3 separate regions of the Mus musculus genome follow, and regions 2 and 3 are each linked to region 1. The links are chromatin loops, found by intact Hi-C in ENCODE. Cell type or tissue: left cerebral cortex. All regions are shown on one strand.

What was found. Hi-C counts contacts between places; a loop is a spot of excess contacts. Peaks named below come from ENCODE experiments on the same cell type or tissue, not always from the same donor. Only the 100,000 strongest peaks of a DNase experiment are listed, where the experiment ranks them.
Region 2: it touches region 1 in a loop (5-fold over the local background); 4 of 42 quality-filtered maps call a loop at or near these places.
Region 3: a loop joins it to region 1, with 5 times the contacts of the local background. A loop is called at or near these places in 4 of 42 quality-filtered maps.

Annotation. Positions count from the first base shown.
Region 1 is chr11:35,116,024-35,124,023 of GRCm38, reverse strand. It overlaps Slit3 (slit guidance ligand 3), which reads right to left and starts at 2,568. Exons shown (of 36, transcript NM_011412.3): 1 at 2,313-2,568. The coding sequence starts at 2,509. In left cerebral cortex, CTCF peaks have their summits at 1,296, 3,081 and 4,441 (motif pointing left); DNase peaks (open chromatin) are centred at 2,405, 2,555, 3,013, 4,435 and 5 more places; H3K4me3 peaks cover 2,852 bases; H3K27ac peaks cover 1,984 bases.
Region 2 is chr11:35,277,524-35,285,523 of GRCm38, reverse strand. All of the region lies in intron 4 of Slit3 (slit guidance ligand 3), which reads right to left. Among named protein-coding and RNA genes, the nearest start is that of Gm46277, 6.4 kb to the left of the region's middle. In left cerebral cortex, no CTCF peak of the experiment used is centred here; DNase peaks (open chromatin) are centred at 1,608, 2,183 and 3,099; H3K27ac peaks cover 1,557 bases.
Region 3 is chr11:35,257,613-35,265,612 of GRCm38, reverse strand. All of the region lies in intron 4 of Slit3 (slit guidance ligand 3), which reads right to left. Among named protein-coding and RNA genes, the nearest start is that of Gm46277, 26 kb to the left of the region's middle. In left cerebral cortex, no CTCF peak of the experiment used is centred here; DNase peaks (open chromatin) are centred at 2,754 and 3,765; H3K27ac peaks cover 2,891 bases.

The sequences.
Region 1 (8,000 bases):
TGTCCTTAAAAGGCTCCAGTCTTAGAAAGACACTAAGAGCTCAGCCTTGGTAGCTCTGTCTCAAGCATGCCCTTACAGCAGTGACCAACGCTACACTAGGCAACCACAGACGTGGCAGAGCAGCACCTACTTTGCCCATGATGGGCAGTCACCATGGCTATAGCAAGAGGGACCCCTGGGAATGCCTGGATTCAGGTCTTTATCAATTGTCTACAGCTGCAGAGCGAAGGAGATGTCCCAAGTCCTCAGGGTCTCCAGGGGGAGTGGCTGGTGGCATACTGGCTGCAGGTGTTGAAAACTTCCGACTAGCCAGAAGAGAGGGGCCCGCTGTTCTGATCCTCCCAAGCTGACTCTGTGATTCTGACTACGGAAAATAATGACCCCAAGTAAAAAGAGCTGGTGTTAAAGCAAGATGAATGATGGCAGTATATACCAACAGCAGAGGCAACCTGGTGCTACAGGAAGACTCAAACCCAGCCAGGCCCTCTCATGACGGTCTGTTTATAGAGATCTTGGCCCAAACTGACTCTGGTTCTAAGGAGTCTACAGACTGGTGGGAGACCTGGGCTTAGAAGCCTGGCAGGCTGGGACTAACCGGTTACATGACCATGGATGCAGGACAGATGGGATGAGGCCGAGTAATGAGTATTGGCTATGTAAGAAATAGGACCGTGGGAGGTTCAAGGAAGAAGGGAAATGCAACATGTCTCAGGGAAGCACCCACTAAACATTTATCATCTCACTAACTCGTCTGCAGCATTCATGTGAGAAGGGGAACTTAGTTTATACATACCTAAAAATACCATTTAAATGAGATTTTTCACAAATAGGGTCTAATACAAAACCTGAATGAAGGTGTGGATGCCTGGATTCCAGCCCCTTTCTCTGGTGGCATATTTGCCCTGTTTTATTGGGCAGGTCGGTTTGCATTTCTGATCCTAATTTCCTGGTGTTAATGAAGACTCAGGGCCAGCCCTCCAGAATTTCTACAGTCTAAACAACAGAACAATCACTGCACTTTGAAAACAACAAACAAAAGAAAACACCCAGAATAAAGAAAGCATTTCTAGGAAGTCTCTGCCTAGACAGCCAAGAAGAAGAAAGGGGGAGGTGTGGGGAGGCGGTAGGGGTGATAACAGTGGTGGGCAGCTAGGACAACCCGGCTCTTTCCTGACCTGAAGTAGGCAGGACTGAAGAAGACCCGTATGCTAACCCTGAGACAGGCTGGGTAGAGAGCAACTGGGCAGTGCAATGGCTGGAATTGTGACTAGGGCAAGCCTTCACCCACTCAGAGGCTCCAGCTCCCTCCACCACCAGGGCTCCATACTCCCTCACCCCGCCCCCAACTGTGGACTAAAAGGAGCCCACCCCCGGAGGCCAAATTTTGAATTTGGTCGTGAGGATCAAAATGATAAATCTTTCCAAAACGCTGACATAAGAAAAGTAAATATTTGGTTGCACAATTGGGGTTAAAACGAGGGTCAATCCACCCCACTCTCCAAGAGCCTCTCCGCTAGCTGCCAACCCCAGGATCCGAGGCTGAGTGCGGTTTGTAAGATTATAGCGCTAGGTCTCATTTAAAGGGCTGTCAGCATTTCCATTCTCCGGCCCGTTTGGGGAGGCATTTATAACCCGGCCATAAAAAATTCACCCGGGCTGCAACTTGGCATCCCCAATGCTGCACTCCAGGCAGGGAGGGTGTTGAGAGCACCCACTCAGAATCCGTCCGGTTTTTCAGAAGTTAAGACCTCTTTCGTACACACTCAACTTTCCTAGCAAGGACAGCCACACAGCAGCTGGCCCATTCTGATCTCCAGGAGGGTCGCAGGTTTTTTTTTTGGGGGGGGGGCGAGGGGGTCCGGGAAGGAGGCTCTCAGGTCTCTGCGATCGAAACTCCCCATCTCCGTCTAGCTTGCTACCTCGCCTCTCCCTCTTTAAGAAGCAAGGGGTAATGGACCCCTCATACCCAACCCCAAACCTTGAGACCACCACGCTCTCTGACACCCCCCCACTCCTCCGCGCTAGCCTTCTGCTAGCTTTATTCTCCCGATCTGTCAGCGGATAAGCCCCCGGTGCCCTCAACCAGGGAGGCACTACGCGGTCCCATCGCGGGGGCAACTCGTACACTTCTCTCCACACCTGCCCAAAGCCACGCCACCCCCAACTTATTGAGCGTGTCTGACAGCAGGGGTAGGGGAGTAGGGATCGTCCCCCATGCACCGGAGAGGAAAGAAGGACCTGCGCCCTGAGGGCGACTCTGTAGGAGCCAGCCGGGTGGGTGGCCTGAGCGGGCGGGCGGGGTGGGTACTCACAGGCGCTCTGCGTTGCGGGGGATGCCCCGAGGAACGGCGCGCAGGCCCAGCCCGTGGCAGTCCACGCTAGCGGCGGAGCAGGTACACTTGGTGGGGCAGGCGGCAGCAGGGGGTCCGCTCAGGATGCTCGCAAGCGCCAAGCCCAGCGCCAGGCGGGCGCGCACAGCGGCGCCGGCCCCGGTCCGGCCGAGGGCCATGGTGCACAAGCGCCCGCACCCAGAGGAGGATGCCTGGCGAGGCGGGACACGAGGAGCCCGAGGAGGCGCGCGGGCGGCCTGGGGGGCGGGCGGCGGAGTTAGCGCGGAGGAGGGGCGGGCGCGGCGCTCAGGCGCACGGGGTGCGGGCGGAGCGGGGCGCGCCGGGCGGCGGCGGCAGCAGCTCCATCCGTGGGGCTGGCGCTGCCCCGCTGCGCATCACTCACGGTGCCCAGGTACCGAGCGCCCTCGGGTCCCTCTGGGTCGCCGGTAGAGGTGAGGGCTCTGTCTGGGTCCTGGACTGAGCGCCAGGGAGCACCGTGCCCCGGGAAGTCCGGCTCAGGGCTGGGCTGCGGAGCACAGAGGCGGCTGGGGCACGGAGTGGTCCGGAGAGCTAGCCGGCGCTCGCTTTCTCCATTCACTGAGCAGGGTAGACACCGGAGACGCGGGGCCCGGCCCCTCCCGCCCCCCTCCCAAAACACCAGCTCCGCCTCCCATTGGCTGCGCTGAGCGTCACGTCGACTAAGTTGGGAACTTTGCTGGAGCAACCAAGAGCCTGTAGGGAGGAGGCAGCAGGGGAGCTAGAGAGACCCAACTGGGAAGGAAAGGGACTTGGCCAGCCCGGGCCGCCAGGAAAGAAACATTGAAATTCATTTATTCTTGGGAGCCAAGAACTGATAAACCTCGTGGCTTCATTTTTTTTTTTTAATTCAGTCACCGAGCTGGATACAGAATACCCACATGGGAGCATCAGAAACTAGGCTTCATGTTTTAGGTGAAAGAGTCAAAGTTGGACTAAGTGAAATGATTATCCGAGACCATACAGCTACTAGGCATTCTGTACCCTGACACATTTATCCGTGGAAACTTTGCCCCTACCCTAATTAGTGTTCACAGCTAAGGCCAACAACTATTTCCTAGAGGACTTACAGATTAGAGAACACTACACAGACACACAGTCACAGTCAGTCAGTCAGTCAGTCAGTCAGTCTGTCTGTCTATCTCTCTGTCTCTCTCTCTCTCTGTAGTAAATGTAAGAACTTGGACCCCGGTATTGACACCATCACTTCATCTGCTTCCTGTCTAGGGGACTAAGGGGCAATCATGTCACCTGCGGACCTTTATTTCCTTATTTCAAGGTGCCACCGTTCTGACAGACTTCCCTTGCACATCAAAGAAAAGAACGTGATTTTATAAAATAGTGCAGTAGCATGCAAGGGACCTATTCCCCATCCCCCTCCTCCCCAGCCTTGCCTTCATTCTGCCAGTGCCTGCTCTAAATTGGCTGGTCTGAGCTTTTCCAGATGCCGGTGGGGAAGGGCCATGTTACAGGCTCCATACATACTTGTAGGAATGATGTTGTTTGTTTGTTTGAAGGGAAGGGGCAGGAACTGGAGGAAATATTGCCCAGACTTCCTTGAGATCCTCTTGTACTGGAAAGGTCTGAAATAGCCTTGGTTTTACACACACACACACACACACACACACACACACACACACACACACTACACCCCCCCACACCCCTATACTCTTAACTATAAAACACATGCACTTTCACACACAAAAAATATGCAGTCACATACAGAGAAGAACATGTATGTTCACATACCACTAACCACTATGCGCCTGAGAACTCTCTTTTCCCTCATATGAATGCTACTCAGATTCTTCTATTTTCCTTAAAGGAAACTTTTAGCTACTTGACTACACACTGTAAATATATAGCTGAGGTGCAAATTTTATTTTATTATAGCTAGCATATTTTCAGAGACTTAGCTCTAAGGACTCAATTGCCCCCCAGCTCCCCCCCCCCACCCCCACACACTTATACCCCAACCCCAGCACACACGTGAGATTCAGTTCTCTGCTGTTATTCTTGGGAACTGTTTCTGCCCAGCTGCTGCCGCCATCGCCCTCTGGTGGCCAGAAAAGAGCTAGGCTCTGCTTCCGATGGTGACTTCAGCATTAAAGAACTCCAAACATGCCTTTGCCTCAGTCCTCCAAAGCTTTCCTACAAACCTTGAACCAATTTAGTACCAGGGCTGAGGCAGATGAGAGAGGACCGGGCAAGGTCCCAAGGGCACAAAAGCATCTCAGACTGTCTGGAACAGCAAAGAGCGGGGTTGTCTTTGTTTGCTGAAATGCATGCATACTAAAAGCATGCTCTGCAGCCCTGCAGCCTGGACCTGGGTGGGTTCTCTGAGCACAGTGGTAAGCCTCTGTGTTTCTATTTAAGCTGCATGGGAGTTTGAGAGCCTACTGGATCTTTAAATGACTTCTCGGGCATTGAAATATGCTACTTCCTCAGAGAAGGCCCCTAAAACAGACCACAGATCATGGGAGTTCTTCAGAATCAGTCATCTTTAAGTACTGGGCAAGTGAAATAGACATGCGTACACAGACGAGCAGGGTGCACAGAGACCTGCATTTCTTGGGCAGAGACACCCTTAGAAATCACCTAATCTGGGTGTTTTACATCCACTGTCTTCTGGCAATGGCTGGGTCTAACATGTGTCTTCTTAGGGGACAGGGTTTCCCCAGCAACGACTAGGGTGTTCTTTACTCTGCCCCTTCTTGGAGATTCGCTGCAGGTTTGCTGACTTTAGTTTTCCAGTTAACTCCTTCTGGTGCTCACAAAAAGCTTTCCTGGAATGTAAGCTCAGAATCTCAAATACAAAACGCACCTCTTGTCTCTTCCTAAGGAGAAAAGAGAATCAGAGAGGTAGGCTTCCGTGCAAAGTTACCCAGCTAATTAGTGAGAGGTTGTGGAGCAGGGCCCATGGTTGCATTTCAGCCTCTGCCTACCTCTGAGGCATCTTCACAATGTGTCAGTCTCCTCGCGAAAGAATTCGCCAGCCTCGCTGCTGAAGTCTGGGTAAGTCATTAGGGGTCAAGCTGTTGGGTAGAATTTTCTATGCCCATATGCCAAAGATAACTTTTCATTCTGTGGAACGATTTTCGGTGTTCTGCAAACGCCTCCTTAGCCAACTTTTTAAAAAAAAATTCCCTTTTCTTTTCCAGTCTTTAAAACCAAACATCCACCTATCCCCTGAAGAAAACCCACTTTAGGCCTCTCCTTCGCCTCTTCTGTCTCTCTACTGGACCACCACAGTCAGATGACATTTTTTTCTGGTTGCAAGCAATATATAATAACAGTAGCTTGTGGGGATCATGAAAACACTATGCTCGATTAAAGCCTTGGGTAGCACAAAAGAAATCTAAGAAGAAAAGAGAAAAGGGTTTCAAGGACTAGCTCCAAGGTAAGAGGTCATAAACATGTTTCCAAATTCCCAGTAAGGCTCCAATTGTGGACTGGTTTGGACTGGTTATGTAATCACTCTTCTCACCAGAAAAGACAAGAAGCAATGGGTACCATTTCTGTATAAACTCCACTTGGTTGGCAGGGAGGAAGGAGCTCTTCTGTCAAAGGCGACACAGTGAGGTTGTTAGCCGGAAGGTGTCAGGGATGTGAGAAGGCAGTAGGCCTACAAGTGTCTCCTCTGGACAGCTACTCAGTTCCCACTCCTGTCTGGTCCTCTTGCAGCTGGCCCCGCCTAGTCTGTAGTCCTCCAACAGGAACATGGACTCTAGGTTCAGGTATAACTGTTGATCTCTTTGGCTCCCACATATATTACTTTGTTGTTTTACTTCACTGTTTAATTGTTTTGGCTTTGCCAAGCCATCTTTGGTCCTGAAGATCCAAGAGTGTTTCTAAGATGCAGGTCTGAAATGCGATCTGCTCTCCCAGCAAATATGTCAGCTCTTTCATGCATGCTAGCTGCTGTCTTTGTCTCAGTCTCCCTCCCTCCCTCCCTGCCTCCCTCCCTCCCTCCCTCTCTCACTCTCTGTGTGTTTCTCTCTCCCCCTCTCTGTCTCTGTCCTTCTCTCCCTCTCTGTCTCTATGTCTCTGTGCCTCTGTTTCTGTCCCTCTCTGTCTCTCTCTGTGTCTCTGTCTCTGTCTCTCTATCTCTTTCTCTCTCCCCCACCCCCACCCCTCAGGCCCACTCAGCACTTCCCCCAAGAACATCCTTTTCTGATCTTCTGTCTTCTATCTCTGGCCCAGATTCAGCTTGTCTATCAGTTCCTCCAGGAACCATTGATGGTCCACACTCTTAGATTCTCCAGGACAGTGACCCTGCCTCATCCATTGCTCCCAACATCTTTTTTAAGTGCCATGCATATGAAGAGATATGCGGAATTAACTTGCAAATGCTCAGTGCCTACAGGTGTAAGGAAACCTTTGAAGACTGCTGAATGAGTGATTGTGTCAACAGTCTTCCCAATTAGCAGGCTTATTTGGCATCCTGTGACAGGTTTACTTATTGGGACCCAACATTGCTCAGTCTTTCAGGGGAAAGTGGGAGGCTCCATCCTTTCTTGCAGAACATATCCATCCCCCTGGCCTTTTATTCGGGTGTATTTACTTCTATTCACTGAGACTAATCACTTGTGATGGTCTGATGGATTCCCTAGATCCATCCTCTGCCCTCTGTCAGAGGTAGTTATATCCCTAGGAAGCAGACCCTATCACCTGCACTTCCTTGGGTTTGGCCACATGCAGAGCTTGCTAAAAGGGTTTAGGCCTTCTTCCACAAGAGCCTGAGTCTGGCCTTGTTCCTGCCTTCTCCTTCTAATGGGGGAAGTTTGTGTCCAGCATCCTTCTTCTTCATCTCTCTATCTCCTTGGCAACTGCTCTCATCCTCTATCTCCTATAGGAGGTAGGTGTTAGAAATGGCTTTCGATCATTACTAATCCTTGGGAGCTTCCCATCTGTGGCTGATGCCTGAATCCTGCCTCCCCTTTCCCTCAGTGCATCCGCTGACTTGGGGCTGCTGCTGTGCTCCTTCATGCTGGGTTACCCATTCACCAAGAGGGACCCTAAAGTGACAGCCCCTCACTGAGCCACCTACAGGCCTTTAGGGAATCAGGGAATGAGGACTCAGGGAGAAGAGGAAGTTCCAACCCTCACTGAGACTCTGGTCCATGTTAAATCTTACTAAAGGAGAGAATAACTCGTTCATGTAGATTGTAGTTCTTTCCTAGAGATCAGAACTGAGAAAAAGTTGAACTTGGAAGGATATTACCGTTGTTATTATTGATGTTTTCCTTTCTCTCCAGAGAAAGAGAAATAAAAGCTTACAGTTAATCTATTGAATCAATCCAAAATCAGGATCTACTCTGACTAGACAAATATATGAATAGTTATGTGATATTAAAATAAAGTATCCAGAAAAGAAGAAAGAGGACTGTCTGAAGTGTTTTAAAATCCAAGGCTCATCCGTAGCAGAGAAGCATTGGGTGGCCCTCCACTCAGTAGTGTGGCGGAGATTTGGAATTTTCTTCTTCTCGCCTCCATAGTTTTGGGGACTGACACGATCTAATCATAACCCTCGCTCAGGATTTTTCCAACTAGACCTGGAGAGAGCAATCCAGTCATCTGTGGTTATAGAGCTGGGACGTGTGAGATGCAGAAGCCAGTGACCCTGTTTTCTGC
Region 2 (8,000 bases), 160 kb before region 1:
ACTGAAATCCCCAGGGATACTTTCTCCCCATGACCTATAAGAAGTGTCCCCACCCATCTGATTCTCTCTATACTAGAGCTCATGGCTTATTCCTTGGATTTGGTACAATTGTGTGTTTAAGTTTGCTTAAGGTCTGTTGTGCCCACAATCTCTAACCCTCTTGAGGAAGGGACCACTTCTTGTTTCGACCACTGCTGTATATGCAGTTAAGGCCATTCCTGGAATGTAGTAGGTGACCACCACACTCACACTCTTGCTTTGTGATGGCAGCAAGCTTGTGTCCCTCACCATGTGTCAATTTTCTCCTCTACAAATAAGGGTGGACTGGGTGATATCTCCTTAACCTGTGGACTATCCCTTCTTAGATCCATGAGAATAGCTCAACAACTGTCAACACTAATAATAATTCCACGACATGAAATGCCAAAGAAATTACTAGATGCATAAAAATAATAATTACTCGCCTATCACAGGTACTGAGGGTAAGTATTATTTCATGATACTCTCTGTGAGGGTGTGTGTGTGTGTGTGTGTGTGTGTGTGTGTGCTTCCTTGTTTCCTGGTCATGATACAACACTTTTCACATCATGAGATGCTGAAAAGCTTTAAAATTATGGAAATTGATGTGGGGGAAATGGATCAGTGGTAAGAATGTTGTTTTACTACAATAAGTATCTTAGTTCGGATCTCTAGCACTAATGCAAAACCCTGGTGTGCATGTGATGTCCTACACCTACACCTACACCTACACCTACACACACACACACACACACACACACACACACACACACACACTCACACATATTCACACACATGCACACATGCACATACAGCTGGAAAGTGATTCTAATGAAAGACAATCTCTAAGATCTGTGCTTGGTCCCAGCCTTGGCATTCTATGCCCCCCCCTTCCTTTCCTCTCACAACCAGGGCAATGAGAGGCAGGTCTAAGTCCAACAGGCTTATTCTCCACTGGAGCTGAGGAAGAGACTTTCAGGCAACAGCCTTGGGCCATGAAAGAGGCTTGTCACCCTCAGTCCTGCCTTTGGGATAGCCTAGGTGGGGAAAGACAAACTCCTCTTTCTCAGCACTGATCACCCTAGGCAGTCTCCTGAAACCCTCACTTAGGGGTGGTGAAAACGAGAAGGGAGACCCAGAAAGAAGTTGACTCTTAACCTCCTGATCAAATGGGGCTTAGGGATGAAGACAGCACCAAAGTCAAAATCCAATCTGTCTAGAACACCTCCCCTCCTCTCCGAAAACAGGCCTCATAGCAGGCTACCTAAACTGGGAAGGTAGCCTGGAACCTTGGAGGGTGACCTCACTGGTGGCCTAGGATCTCTTACACGAAGGAGCATGGGCTGTTGGCTTCTGTGGTCTAGTTTTACTCCAGCCAAAAGGAGCAGGTGTTTCCCAAGGTACTCTTTCAACCCTACACCCAGCCCTGGTCACCCCCTTACACAGGCCCAATGCCACCAAGGCATTTGACTAGAGCAGAGCTGGCTAGAGTTTCAGTATAAACAGCCCAGTGACCTTGGATGTTGGCTTGGCTATCCTCAGGCTTGGAATAGCAGGTAACAATAGTCTACTTGGCAGTCAGACTAGAGCACTCGGCACCAATGCTACGGGGTGAGCGGCTAACTTGACCCTCTAACTTGAAACCATGGTAACCATGGCTTGGCCTTCCTTTCAGTTCCTAAAAAGCCAATCTTGGGGGTGTAGGACAGGATTCAGCTTTCCCATTAGGAAAAACATGCCAATTATTCTGCCTAGAAAGAGGTGCTGTGTGTTTAAATACACACACACACACACACACACACACACACACACACACACACACACGCATACATATGTGTATATATGTATATGTGAATACATGGGGGTATGTACATCTAAAAGTAAGAGTTGTGCCATTAAAGCTCAAGACTCAGTCCTGGTACCTGGCACCGTCTTTTGCACTGAGCAGAAAGTCTCACCCCTGGGCAGGACTCCGCAGGGGCTTCCTGGCCAGGCCTGGCTTCAGAAGCATGGCGGCCTGTCTCACCTTGCCCAGCCTATGGCTGCAGCAGGAACTTGAAAAGACATTTTCTCATTGGATCAGCACTGACTTACATCTTACATCCTCTCCTCTCTCTTAATCGTTCTGCACCCCTCCCCCTCCCCTCACACCCTCCCACTCACAGGCACACATAGCAAAACAGCTTGCTTCAAAGCGGGAGGCAGGAGAAGGGTATCTATTTCTGGCAAGCTCCCCGAGGAGGCCTCAGGGGGCTGGTAACTTACTCGCCTCCTCGGATCAGCCATCCGAACAAGCCTTGCCTCTCCTCTCCGTGCCCACCCTGGATCTCAGACCACCCTGCCTGCTCAGCGGCTACAGGATGCTCTCCTGCCTGGGCTTTCCCTGGCTCGGTCCCCCTTATCCACATCCCCTAAGCAGTCAGTAGCTGTAGGGAAAGCAGCTTCTAGAACAGAGAGGGTCACAGCTCTGCGTCCCTTGAGCTGCCTTTCCAGGTCACACTGGCTGGTGCCACACTGACTCCCCTTTGTTCCCACCCACCAGCTGCACTCCTTTGTCCATACTAAGGAGCCTCCAAAGATTCAGGAATTCCAGTGTCAGAACTAAGAGGGCTCTTAACATGACAGGATAGTCACACAATAACAACCCTAAATCCAAGCAGAGGAGGACAAGGACAGTCTTTGAGGATGGATGCCTAGGTGTGATCCCCCATCCCAGGTACCCGTGAGCCAATGATGTAAACATCCCAGGCCTCAGTTTTCTCATCTGAAAATGGGCTCTGCACTGTGACATCAGTAGTAGATGCAATGAGCTCCTCTTTACAAGGACAGTAAATGTATCCCCTACCTCCTATGAGGTCTAGCTACTGAAGCACAACCAAAAATACACAGAAAGTCAGGCCCCGAGCACCTCCCAGGAGGTGAGATTACAGGCCTACAGGGGATGACTGAGCGATACAAAAAGCCAAGCCCGATTATGTGAAGTGAGGCCAGGTCTTGGGTGGTTCACACTGCAGCCCAGGGAATGCAGCATCAGCAACAGCATTGCCTGGCTTCCCTCCATCTCTCCCACACGCATGGGGCTTCTCTCTCTAAGCTCTACACTCCATTGTATCACCTGTACCAGAATCCTTGTGTTGAATTCTGTCTAGGGTGGGTGAGAAGTGCTGTGCCAATTAAACAAGACAGCACACACACACACACACACACACACACACACACACACACACACACTGTTTGAATTAGCTCAGCACACTGAGTTCCCACAGAGTGGGGATGCTCTGTCCCCACCTCTGTGACTCAGCTTGCCCTACAGAACTGTGGGTCCTGGCCCCAGCTCCCATTCTTGCTTTCCATACACAACACACCCAGGAATGTTTTGGATTCTGGGTATCCGAGCTATTGCAGTATTTGACATGCATGCCAAGAAACTGCTTCAGAAGGAAATGGCACCAGCAATGATATTTTGCAGAACTTTGTTCTGCATCAGAAATAATGACTGATGGGCTTCTCAGTGACACACTCCTCGAAGCTGTCACAGTGGAGAGTTACTGTCTCCCGAGGACCCCAGCCTCTCTAGCACTTTCTGGAGACCTTTCCTAGGCCAGACTCCTTTTTTTTACCCCAATGACACTATAAACAGAATTTTCCTCCTCTAATTTTGTATCAACAAACTTCTCCCAAGACTGAACACAAGTCCTTTGTGTTTGGTTTCTTCCTGGGTGCTTGGTGTAGGTTGGTTCCATTAAAACCTTAAAGCATCGGGCAGTCTTTTTTCAGGGACCCTGTGCTAAGCTAATTAAAGAGAAATAGATGCCATAGGGAAAAAGCATCCGTGGTACACTTACAGTAGGCTAAAGGGCCCACGAGTCGCTGTTTGCTGGATGAGAAGGCTGATGGACAAGATGGAACATGTTTTGCTATTCTTTGTGCAGAAGATGCTTTGCAAATGATTTTGCACGTATGGTACTCTCTCTTCCTTTCAGCTATTCTGTTCTTAAGATCCTCAGGTCTCAGAAGGATTCTGAGACCCTGGGAGGTAAGTGAGCTTGTCCAATACACACGGCTAGCTGGGGAGAACTGGCTCCACATTGACTGCTACTAAACTGACTCTATCAAGCACTAGCCAGACCCCTGTGGCTTCCAGTCAAGTCAAATGTGGATGGAAGAATTAGAGTAAAGTGGGAGTGAGGGAGCCACACCAGGAAGAAGTTAGTGATGGAGACAACGTTGAGATAGTGACAAGTTCACGTAGTGCCAAACTACAAGGCTGAGGCTCTTCTGGGAAAAGCCAGAGAACCTTTTCTATGCCTCTTGTCAGCAGCTATCCCTCTGTCCGTGCCTTGCTCAAATGAAGAATGCATTGGGAGAAGCCAATCTATCTGCCAGTGTCCCAGGGACCTGCTCCGTGCCAGATACCCTCATGAGCAAATATTGATATATTAACCGCAGCTCAAACACTCTAAGAGCAGCAAACACACTCAGCACGGAGCGGGTTGGCTGGCCTGTGGCCACCTCCCTGCAGCCCAGAGCCAGAAATGGGCTGTTCTTCCCAGTGGAGGAATCTCTGCAGGGCCTTTGAACTGAAGCTAGCTAGAGGACACGAGTCCAGGGGATACTAAAAAGAATTCTTGATGATGGGCAAGTGGCACAGGAGGCTGGAGATAGAACCAAGGTCTGTCCATAAAGAGCTCTGGGGATCGTCATCACTATCCTCGTGCAAGCTGCAGAGCTGTGAAATTAGGCCTGGAGGAAGAGCCTGGGGAATGAGAGGCTCTAGGGCCATGATTGTGATGCTGACAAGTCTAATGGATCCAAGTCTGACCCTGCTCTTGTTGATATTTACAGAGTAACAAAAGCCAGAAACTGCTTCATCTCTTTCTCTCTTCATGTTACTCCCTCTGCCCCTCAAGAAGAGAATGGAACTAAGTTTTGTTTAAAAGTGTGACATTTAATTAATTATGTTAGAAGATGGCAGGGCTGGAAGAGACTCAAGACTGTTTAACCCAAACTTTTAATTTAATGGCGAGGAGATACTCCCAGGAAGGTTAGCTAATCTGCCAAGATCCTGTGTAATAAATGACACTGGCACCTTCCAGCTGTGGTCATTCTGTCTGCTGAAATCTTGAGTGGGTACAAAGGGTGCTAGGCGGGTATAAAGATGAAGGAAGAGAGGCTGGCAGGTAGGGTGCACACTTGTGGGCTGTGGCATGTTGATGGTGTAGTATGAAGAAGATCACATGCCCAGCTAGTATGCAGTAAGGATGATAAGATGTCCGACAGGCAGGGACTGTAGTAGAATCCTAGGACTGAACGGAAGGTACTGCTTGTAGCGCCATGAGCAAGCATGATTCTGAGGCATTGTCTGGACTCCGCAGTCAAGTGTTCTGCAATTGATTCATGATGTAACCCACAGGCATAATGGGAGGACTACCCACAAATACACCAATTACCTTGAAGTCCTCTTTGGATGTTAACGGCTAATGCTGCAGATGCTCCTGGACTCTGGGGCCTTTTTTTCACAAGTAAACATGGTAGATTCTTCCCAGGAGAAAACAGGCTATTTTATGATGGTGTGCAGACCGAAAGGAGTCCACTGGATGCAGGAAGAAAGCAGGGGGCCGAGGGGTGGGGCATGCAGGAAGCAGTGCTGGTAGCTCTTGGCATCTTGCTGCCTTTGCTATCACTACAAGACTCCTCTGCAAGGTTGCTGCAGGAGGACACCACAGACCTGTCCTATCCCCAGGGGATAGTCACTCAGAGGCCACAGAAGCATGTGACAAGTCTTAGATAAGGCATGCAGCTTTCTGCCATCATGGAGACTTCGAAATCCCAGGAGCAACATTTCCGACCACCACCTGAGACTTCATGGACCACAAAGGGAGGAGTGGGGTGACAGCAGCTAGGAGCAAGACAGTGTGAGGCTTTCTTCCTCACACTGAGAGGATGGCTCAACATCGCTTCTGGGAGGAAAGAGGGTTTGGAGAGTTGGTATTGGGTGAAGGAAACTCATAGACAGCAGGAATTAGGTGCTCCAGCAGCGTCTCTAGTCATGGCCCAACGGATTCGCTGATGTTAATATATTTATTTTCTCTTGTCTGTCTGTCTGTCTGTCTGTCTGTCTGTCTGTCTGTCTGTCTCTGTCTCTCTCTCTGCATGTCAACAGTAACCCTCTGCTTCTGAATCAAGAACAAACCCCTTTGGCTTTAGCCCTCCTCAGCAGCAGGACAGGACCCCCTACCCGTCTCCTGTGTGATTCCCATGCTCTGGGCAAACCTGTCCCCGTATAGAATCTGAAAACAGCCCTTCTACCGCTCTTGATCAGACTCTATTGTTTCCTGCTCTTACCTTCCTTCTTGGTCAGAATTTGTCCCATCCTTCGTGGCCACTGCTCCAACAAGCCTCCCCTGCGGCTTGGAGACTGGCTCACTCTCTCCCTGTAGCAGCTTTAGGTCTAACACAGTCACATTCCCCTCCTCCGAATTATGGAACTGAACACGGATGACGGCCTGCCTGCTACCCTGACTTATTCCAGCCTCCACTTAGACCCTCATTGGAAATGGTTCAGCCCCAGCATCAAGGACCTTGAAAAGACACTTTTCCGAATGAATTCAGGTCATGAGTGTGCATTATTCTGCCATGGGTTCCCATCCGTTGCATATTCGCTGTGAATACAAACTAAACCATAACCGGTTACTTAATTTAAACCCGGCGTGGAGCCTTCTCTTTTAATAAAGCAGAATCCGTTAAGGATTATAAACAAACAGTGTTTTATGAACTAAGTCTGCAGTGCACTAGTCACTCAAGGGCAAAAACTGGGCTCTGGGCAGCGGAGCCAGCTATAAATAAAGATAAGGCCCTGCCAGGCAGGGGCCTAGGCAGAGTAATTGCTGCCTCTATAATCAGTCGCTCCCCTCCTCCTGCAGGGCCACAAATCACGGTGGTGTTGGGTCACTGCCCACCGGATTCAGCCCCGAGACAGAGAGATAGGAAAGCGGTTCATTAGCGCCAAGACTGAGTGTCTAGGCTCCAGAGGAAAGTGAGGTATGTATCCACCCTTCAGTGTGCACACACCTCGCATGGCTGCTGGGGGGTCAACAGCATGAAGCCTTAAGGAGGGAGTTCTTCCAGTGTCCACATCTGTCCCCACCCATCCCCCACGGGGCAGCTACCTTTGCTCTCCTAACGCTCACACTTCCTGTCCTGCTACCCGGGCTGCCTGGCATTCCAGCTCAGACCTGGGGCACATCAGTTGGCTCTGGCAATGGAAGCCTGGTCTAAGCAGAATCAATGGGAGTTCCCAGTGAGGGCGTTCACGCTGCAGCTGGACGCCCTGCGGCTTCCTAAGTTGGTTGGGGATGAAGAACTCATCTTGCAAGCTGCCTGAGGACACCTCTCTCATTTTGACACGAAGCCCATCTGGCCCAGGGAAGAAACTGAAGAGATAGAAACGTTATAAAGAGGAGAAGAGCACAGGCCTAGTCCTGCAGTCCTCATTCCTCTGTGAGCCGCTTATCTGCCCGCCTCTTTGCTTTGGGGTCTTCCATAATAGCATGGCATCATCAACCACAACACCAGTTCCCAAGCTCCAATGGAGTATCAGCATGCTGTTGTGCCACACCCAGCACCAATAATGTGAGAGTCCAGTGTTTTGTTACGGAGGATATACAGTCTGCATTAGTATATCCCCGGGCCTTACAGAGGTTAAGAACCTCTGTCAAGGTTATGTGGATAGCAACTTGTATAGCTACAGTGTAAACTCAGTCTGACACTGTGGCCCATGCTCAGACCCACACAAGATTACTATAGTATGATCTTCATCTCTGTCTATATCAGCAGTTAGATGTGTGAGCATACATGCGTGTATGTGTGTGAGAGAGCTAGTTTACAACAGGGAGGCTGAAGTAGAACATGGTTAAAAGAAATAATAATAATAAAGGGGACAGAAGACAAAAGGCTCAGAAGAAAAGGCCCTACCATATCAA
Region 3 (8,000 bases), 140 kb before region 1:
CTGCGAACAATAGAAGCACATCCTGTTTGTTTTATGTATGTATGTATGTATATATGTATGTATGTATGTATGTATGTATGTATGTATGAATGTATGTATGTATGTATGTATGTATGTATATATGTATGTTTTATGTGTGTTTGTCTACATGGATTTATTAGCATCATATGTAAATGCCCTGGAGGCAAGAAGAGGTCATCACATGCCTTGGAACTGGAGTTATAGGCGGTTTGGCTACCATATGAGTGCAGGGAACTGAACCTGGTTCCTCTGTAAGAGGAGTTATTGTTCATAAATGATGAGCCCTCTCTCCAGCCCTAAAATCATGTTTGCTACAAACTGAAACACTAAAAGAAACAGAAAATAAACAGAATTCAAGAGGGTGCCAAAATGGGAATTTAAGAACTGAAAAATATATCCAAAAATTGAGGACTCAGTAAATAGGCTCCATAGTGGGAATAAGGACAGAATAACATAAGTCACCCAATCTGAATAAAGAAGAAAAAATAGAAAGAACATAAATGATCCAGAGCCTTGTAGATCTAGCATCCATGTCAACATATAGCAGGAGAGAGAGAGAGAGAGAGAGAGAGAGAGAGAGAGAGAGAGAGAGAGAGAGAGAGAGAGAGAAGATGAAGTGGACGAGAAAGCAACGGAAAAACTAAGCAATGGAAATTCCCAAACGGAAAAAGACAAAACCCTACAGATTCAAAAAGAAAATAGATCAGAAATACAATTAACTGTGAGAAATCTAGGCCAAGAAATGTCACAGTCAAAATTCTGAAAAATGAAAAATGAAATTTTTAAAAAATCTTAAAAACAGTGGGAAGGAAACACATCCCCTACCTACAGAGGGAAAATAATTCAAAGGACTTCAGGGTTTCCCTTAGATACCATAAAAGAAGCAACACATTAAATTTTTTTATTATCTTATTTTATTTTGGGGAGCAATGAGAAAAGAATTGTTAGTTCAAAACACACAACCCAAAATATCCTGTAGAACAAAGCCCAAGGATTGAGAAATTTCAAGATATTGAAAAATAAGGGAATTTGTCACAGTAAGACACGACATTAAAAAGACAAATTCTATAAACAAAGAATAAAAGAAGTTTAGGACAGAGACAAAGGAAAGAGCAATGGGCAGAGTACAGCTGTGCGTAAACGTATCTCCTTATTAGATTATCCCAATTATGTTTAGTACTGGAAACAGAAACAATGAAACTGGTGTGGTTCTTAGAGTATTTACAGGAAGTATTTAAGACTGTATCCAAGTGGAAGTGAGTAAAGGACTGTGAAGGAAAGTGTGGTCCCCAACTTTCTCTTGAACTGGTAAACTGTTGATACCCATAGAATATGATGGACACATAGTGAAATGTCTAGAAGGACCACTAAAAGTGCTATGCAAAAAGAGGCATCCTGAGACAATATAAATGAATAAAAATGGAGTTATAAAATATGTCCGTGTGACCCCTAAGAAGACAAAGAAAAGGAAACCAAAGGAAAAAAAATAACAGAAAAATAAAACTAAAATGACAGACTTAACATAACAATAATTACATTAAATGTGAACGGTCTAAACACACCAATTAAAAGGCAGAGATGGTAGCTTAGGAAAAGCAGCACAAACTCTAAGCTTATGCGAAACAAACAGACCATTATGTGGTTACCTCCTTCAAATGCTACTGTCACATGACCTTCCTTCCCCTTTACTTTTTCTTCCATGTGCCTTTGGTTTCAAACCTGACTTTGATGGCTTAAATAAGCGCAAAGCATGGCAGTACAAGAACAACACTGACTTGGGTGTTGGAGCATCTGCCGTATGTGCTCTTGTCTTCCTAGCTTCAGATGAGTAGTTCAGAGAAAATCAACCTTCATCTTCCATACATTCTGTTTTTTCAGTGTCTTCTATCCTTTGAAGTTGAGCCTAAGCATCACTGGCTCCAAAATGCTACACTCTTAGTGTGTCTATCATTGTCCTAACACTTCATAAGGATTATTAATGATCTGAGTGGAAGGAACTAACATTATCCTCATTGTGTGGTGATAATAAAATCACTACTTGGAAAAATGATCTGTCCACTCTCACACATCTCACCTACCCAGGGCACACCTGACTCATCTAACCCTAAGGCATGAACTACCAACCTTTGTGACCACTAAACTTGCAGAAAGGTTTCCTTCTGCTGTGGGACCATGAAAAAAGCTCAGAGAAAGGCTTTTACTAGCCAAATATCCCTGAAGAGTTTTAAGAGATTTGTTTTTCTTCTCTCCCCCTTTTAGACATAATTAATCAAATAGCCAACCTGTCCCTTCCTTTCCTCAATGAAACATTTCTAAAGGCGTAAGCTAGAGGAATGGGTTGAAGGAACACCACCTCGTCCCTCCCAGGGGCCCAGTGTGGGATGACATTTGGTTCATTTGTCATCATATTTGATGTTTCCACATTTCATGGCTCTGTTTCAGGCCAAAGTCATCAAGCAAGCAAACCATGGGGGGCTCTCTTGTTATATCCATACTCTTGAAGGGCTATTGTTCCATGCCACCTCAACTGTAAGGGATCTGGGTCAGCATTTCCCCCTTTAGGGCTTTCATGAGGTGGAGACTTTCATGTCTCACCTTGCAGAAAGGGAAGGAAAGGGCAGAAAGCTTCGGAGGTGGTGACTAAAACAGCTTTGAGATCATGCCAAGGCCCAGTGGCATGGACTGGTTTTTCTCTCTATGTTTCCTGGAATGAAAAGCGAATTTTTCTAGCTTCTCTCTCCCTCCCACATCCCCAACCATCTCTCAGCTCCTGGCAGTGCCAGTGCACACATCCAGGGATAACGCTCAAAATCGCCTCCTTCTCCTTTGACAATAATATAAGGCAAACCATTTGGCATTCGAGAGGCACCCCAGTTGCCTGACCCCTGGCAGGGTCCCAGGGGATTTGTGGTTGACAGCTAATCAGAGCCCTGGCCATAGCCATTTCCCATGACATAGCTGGAATGCTCCCACTGCCCGTCCTTCAGTTACTCGGCCAGGCTGAAACTATTTGCTCCCCTCCCACCCTGTCCATCACCGTCCTTCCTCAGGCTGAGCCTCCTTACCACCCGCTGGATAGACTCTCAAGGCTCTGCATGGGAGAGCAACAAACGTCGCTCTGCTTTTATTATTGACCCGCAACCCACCTCTTGGACTCCTACAACCAACAGGCCTCTTTCAAGCATCCTCCTCTTGAGCAATGATAAACTTCAATGCCAGAGGGGTAGAAAGAGAACAAGCCACTCTGGGCTAACCAGACTGGTATTAGAGGGGTGGCCAAGCGTGGGATTTCCAAGTGGTGGTCATAAAACATGCATCGTTGTTATTTATGGTTAATCTGCCTAGGAACTGGAAATAGAAACATTTCACCGCTCTTCTTCTGCAGGCAATTCTTAGCTTACCTGGGGATGGGAAAGTCTTGTTGATGACAAGCCAGGTGCCATATTCTGCCCAGGGGCTGAATGTGGTGACCAGGAGCCAGACTGCCTGGGTTCCTGCCCAGCTGCACAGACTGACTAGCTGGGCGATCCCAGGTAATTTATAGAATGTCTCTGGACTTTAGCCTACCTCTCTGTACAATGAAGGAAATCTGAGGAAAGGACTACCACACGCGCCTGCCATGGGAACTGTGTATATTTGCAAACCAGTGCCTAGCACATGGTGAGTGCTGCTTCGGTGCTCGGAAAAGAAATGCTATAATGAGATGTTCAGCATAGATATGCAAATGTGACATTCTGAACATTTTCATGACTGGATAGCATTACTCGGCATTCTTTACTGAGGATGCTCCTGACATCTTGGGAGTCTTACAGAGCTTCCTGCGGTCAGAGTAGGGTTTGATGCTGCTTCGCCTTCTGTTACGATAGTGGGTCTCAGTCTGGGGCCCCTGCCCACCTTGGAAAGTGGAAAGAAATTCAAGGCCCTCCAGCTCCACCCAGAACTCCTGACTCAGCCATCCTGGGACCGAATCCAGGAATTTGTTGTAACAAGCCCTCCAAGAGACTGGGAGGTAGGATGTTTAAGATATGCCCTAGATCACCAAGTTCCCATTTGAGGGGGAGAAATAAGGTCCCTTCCTTCCTGCCCCAAGGTCATTATGCAAAGTGAACGTAAGTGTAGGGCCACAGCCACTTCGGGTGGATCTGTATAAGCTGTTCTGTGCTGGATGTTGTGGGAATGTCGACCATGGAGGAGCATATCCCCGAATTGTGTAGAAAAGCCAAGTGTGGACACAGTTACCTAAGACATGGACCACCCTGGAAGTCAACACATCAAGATCCAGAGGCTTCGGGTCAAAGGAAGCCAGGCCTGTATCTCTACAAGTGAACTTGGGGAAGTCACTTAATCTCACTGTGCCTGGCTCCCCTCCTCTCTGAAACTACTCTAAGGATGAAATCAAGTCAGAGCCATGGCCTTGTAGGTAGAGACACAGGGCTTAGTGGGCTAGGGTCAGAATGAGCATCTACTACCAAATGATCCATGATTCATCTCATGATGAGGATGTTGCCTCTGAAGGAGGAAGCTACAGGAATGGGACTTAGACCCAGGGAAATTCTCAGAAGATGGACACGAAGGAGGAAAAACAGGTTGCTACAGATTATTAGAAAAGGAAATTATCAGGTAAACCAAATCGACTCCATCTATAGGCTCTCTGCTTTGCACAAACTAGCCTTAAGCTAGGGAATCCAACAGCGAAGATGGCCCCCATCCCAGATGTAGGCTTTTGATGTCAGGCTCTGCTCGCCTTTCCCCCTCATGACTCACATATAGCGGGGAACAGCTGAAAAATATTGACCTTATAATTTTCCCACAGTTCCCTACTGCTCTGTAGTCTCAGAACTGCATCAAAGTAAGTGCACAGATAGGATGAGCTATGAGCTCAGAGTGCAACCGCATGAGCCTTTGGCTCAGAGCTGGGTAGGAAGATTGGATGGGATACTTCATTCTTATCTGTATAAGGAGACACTATATAGGTATTACTCTCCTGAGCCACAGAGGGACGTGCACATCTTTCGGGCTTGTCACTCTCAGGCTAATTTTCCTATAAAGTCTCTACGACTTTTGCCCTGTTAAGTCTTCCAAAAGCTTAGGTACAAAGGGGAAGGGGAAAAGGGGCATGGGAGAAGGTAGTAGACCCATCTCCAGTGAGCCCTGACAGTCCTGAGCCCACCCGTGTCCCAGTGATTTATACTCTGGTAAGATTTTTAGCAAATCAAGATGCTTGAGATGTTCTCTTTCAAAGCAGGGGAAAGCAACCCCAGACATCTAAACAGACCACATACTTGTGAGTCTAGCCTATTGTTTTAGAATTTTTGTGGAAGGCCTCTAAATGCCACCCTCAGACTCCCCACAGAGACTGTAACTGTACTGAGTAACTGTAAGGCAGAGAAGATGGGATGGAAAGAGTTTCTTTGAATCCAACTCCCTTAGAGAAAGCGTTCCCTCCAAGCTCAAGAAGCAGGGTGTGGCAGAGGACCATGGCACCGTCACCAGCAGGAGCTGCACTATCCTAGGTCCCATGCTTTGCCCAATCGTCTGAAGTGCCAACTTCCCTCAAGGCCCTGGGGGTACACTCCTACTCTGCCCCAAAGTATACACCATCAAGTGACCTTGGCTTCTTCCCATTCTCTCTGAGTTGATCTGTCACCCATATGACTCAGTCTTGTTCTGGGCTGTCCCCAGCTAGCCCCCTTCCCTGATGGAATGTGGCTATAGTTCTCTGGATCCAGGCAGCCTTTCTTTCCAGCAAGCCTGAGTCAGGAGCACTGATCCTGGCTCAGTGGCCAGCTGTCTACTTCAGTTAAACTACAATCCAGCTAATAGCTCTGTCTCCAGGGCCACCTGTTTGATATGGCACCCCAAAGGTGGATGTGTGTGGGGGAGAAATATAGACTCAGGCTCATTGTGCATGCCACAGCAGATACTGTGCCACGGTCTCCAAAGCCCAACCAAAGCAAGCCACCTGCTGGGCCACCCGGGCTGCCTGTTGTTCCAGCTCTGCTCACTTCTGCCATCTTTCAAACAGGTATGACCAAGCCCTACCTTCCATACTCTGTAAGTATTAGGGAAGGCGATGCATATCTGTAAAGCAGAGAGTAGATTAGTGTGCTGGGCAGGGGATGGCCTTTCAGGAAATGCCTGACCCATTGGCCTTTCCAAGGGGAGGTGCAGGCTGAGAGGAATTGCCTTGCCTACTCTCCAGGGCTGTCGGAAGCAACAAACCACGTGGAATGCCCTCTGAGGGTTGCCTCAGGCTGGTATATAATACCCTCAGCGGGCACTTGCCTAGAATGAGACAAGCCCTGGATTCCACTTCCAGGACTGCAAGGTAGAAGAGAGTGAAGGGTGGACAGAGGGAGAGAAGGGCGAGGGGAAAGGTGAGTTGTGAGGAAACAGAAAGTGGCCGTGATTCATTCCTCACTCTGCTGAGGTTAAGGACACACTCTGCACCAGGCTCTACCCTAAGTGCTTTCAGTTTACTTCAATCACTTTCCATCACTACGACAGCCCCAGCACATAGATCCTTCCACTGCTCCGTTGATTTACTCACAGACTCCTCCATTCCTGCATGCTGCTCTTTCCCCGGCTGTCCACATGGCTCCCTTCCTCTGTTTGCCCAAGTCATCACGGTCACCATCTTGTGAGACCCTTCCTTAACTGCCCTATCCGAAACCACCCTCCACCTCCTACCCAAGCCTCCTCCTGTGCGTGTTCATCCCACAGGGTACTTATAGCCATGTACACTCCAGCTACCCTGTAGTTCACTGTTTCTCGTGCATATGCCTCCCCCATTAAGAATCTCACCATATGGGCCATTTGCTCTGATCTGCTCCCATCTATGTTCTGAGGACCTAGATCATAATGGTTTCTGAGGGACTTGCACTGAGCAGTGGCTCAGAAGACAGGCGTTGACTGAAGAGAGCCCCTCTCCTGACAGCAGTCTCCTAACTGGCATGGAGAGAACGTTCAGTCTTTGTCTAAGAAACTGGCAGCACTCAGCAGCTGCCCCGCTAACACTCAGGTGCCTTTTGAGGCCTTACCTCAGTGGCTCCCTGGCCTTAACGAATTTGTTCTTAGTAGTTATGGTTTATTCCATAACTACTGAAAGCTCAGCAATGTTTTGAGGTGAGTCTTCCTCTGCAAGAAGGTATCTGTGTGCTCTCTGCCACATGGAGAATCTGGAACATTCTCCCAAAAGCCTTTCCACACAATCCCACATTAAGAAGACAGCTATTGGCCAGCATGGCCTGAGGCTTGCTTGGTTCCAGGCTATGCTGTAACATAGTACAGAAAGCACCCCACGTCATTGTCCTAGCTAGCTATCAATGCGCCCATTGCAAAGATTAAAACAGCATTGGCCCTGAAAAATCTACCCAAGCAGTAGAGAACTCAAACCCAGGCAGGCTAACTTCTGGTATGTTGTCCTGCTGCCCCAAGGGCCAGCCACCCAGCCCCTCTCCAGTGGCTCTGTGCGAGTACAGCTAGAGATAGGCCAAGGCAAAGAAGCAGCAGAGGGTTGTGAACATCAAGAAGTGCCCTGGCCCAGGGCCAATCCCACTCAACTTACCTGGAACACGACTTCCTGGCCTCATGCCCTGGAGACTGAGTTTCAGTGTTCTGTTCTTGGTTATGAGAACAAAGATGAACTTGACAACAGAGTTCCCATAGGGGTTCTTCATCCTCTCCAGCAGAGAGCCTTTGCCCCTGCATCCCAGGACTCAATCCCTCATGCCTTTCTGGGTCTCTCATTCCAAGCGCAGGTCACCCCTTCCTACAACTCTGGCCTAACAAGAAGTCTCTGGAAAGCAGCTACGTGCCTTTGGAAACCCAAACCAAGTAAGGTGAAAAATAACTTCTTAGAAAATAATAAACATTCGGCAGTCCCACTTTCTATTGTTTCAAGACAGCAGAGTTCCAGCATGCAGGGACTGCTCAATAATTTGGTTTTAAATTTCTGGGCCTTGGAGACTTCTGACAGG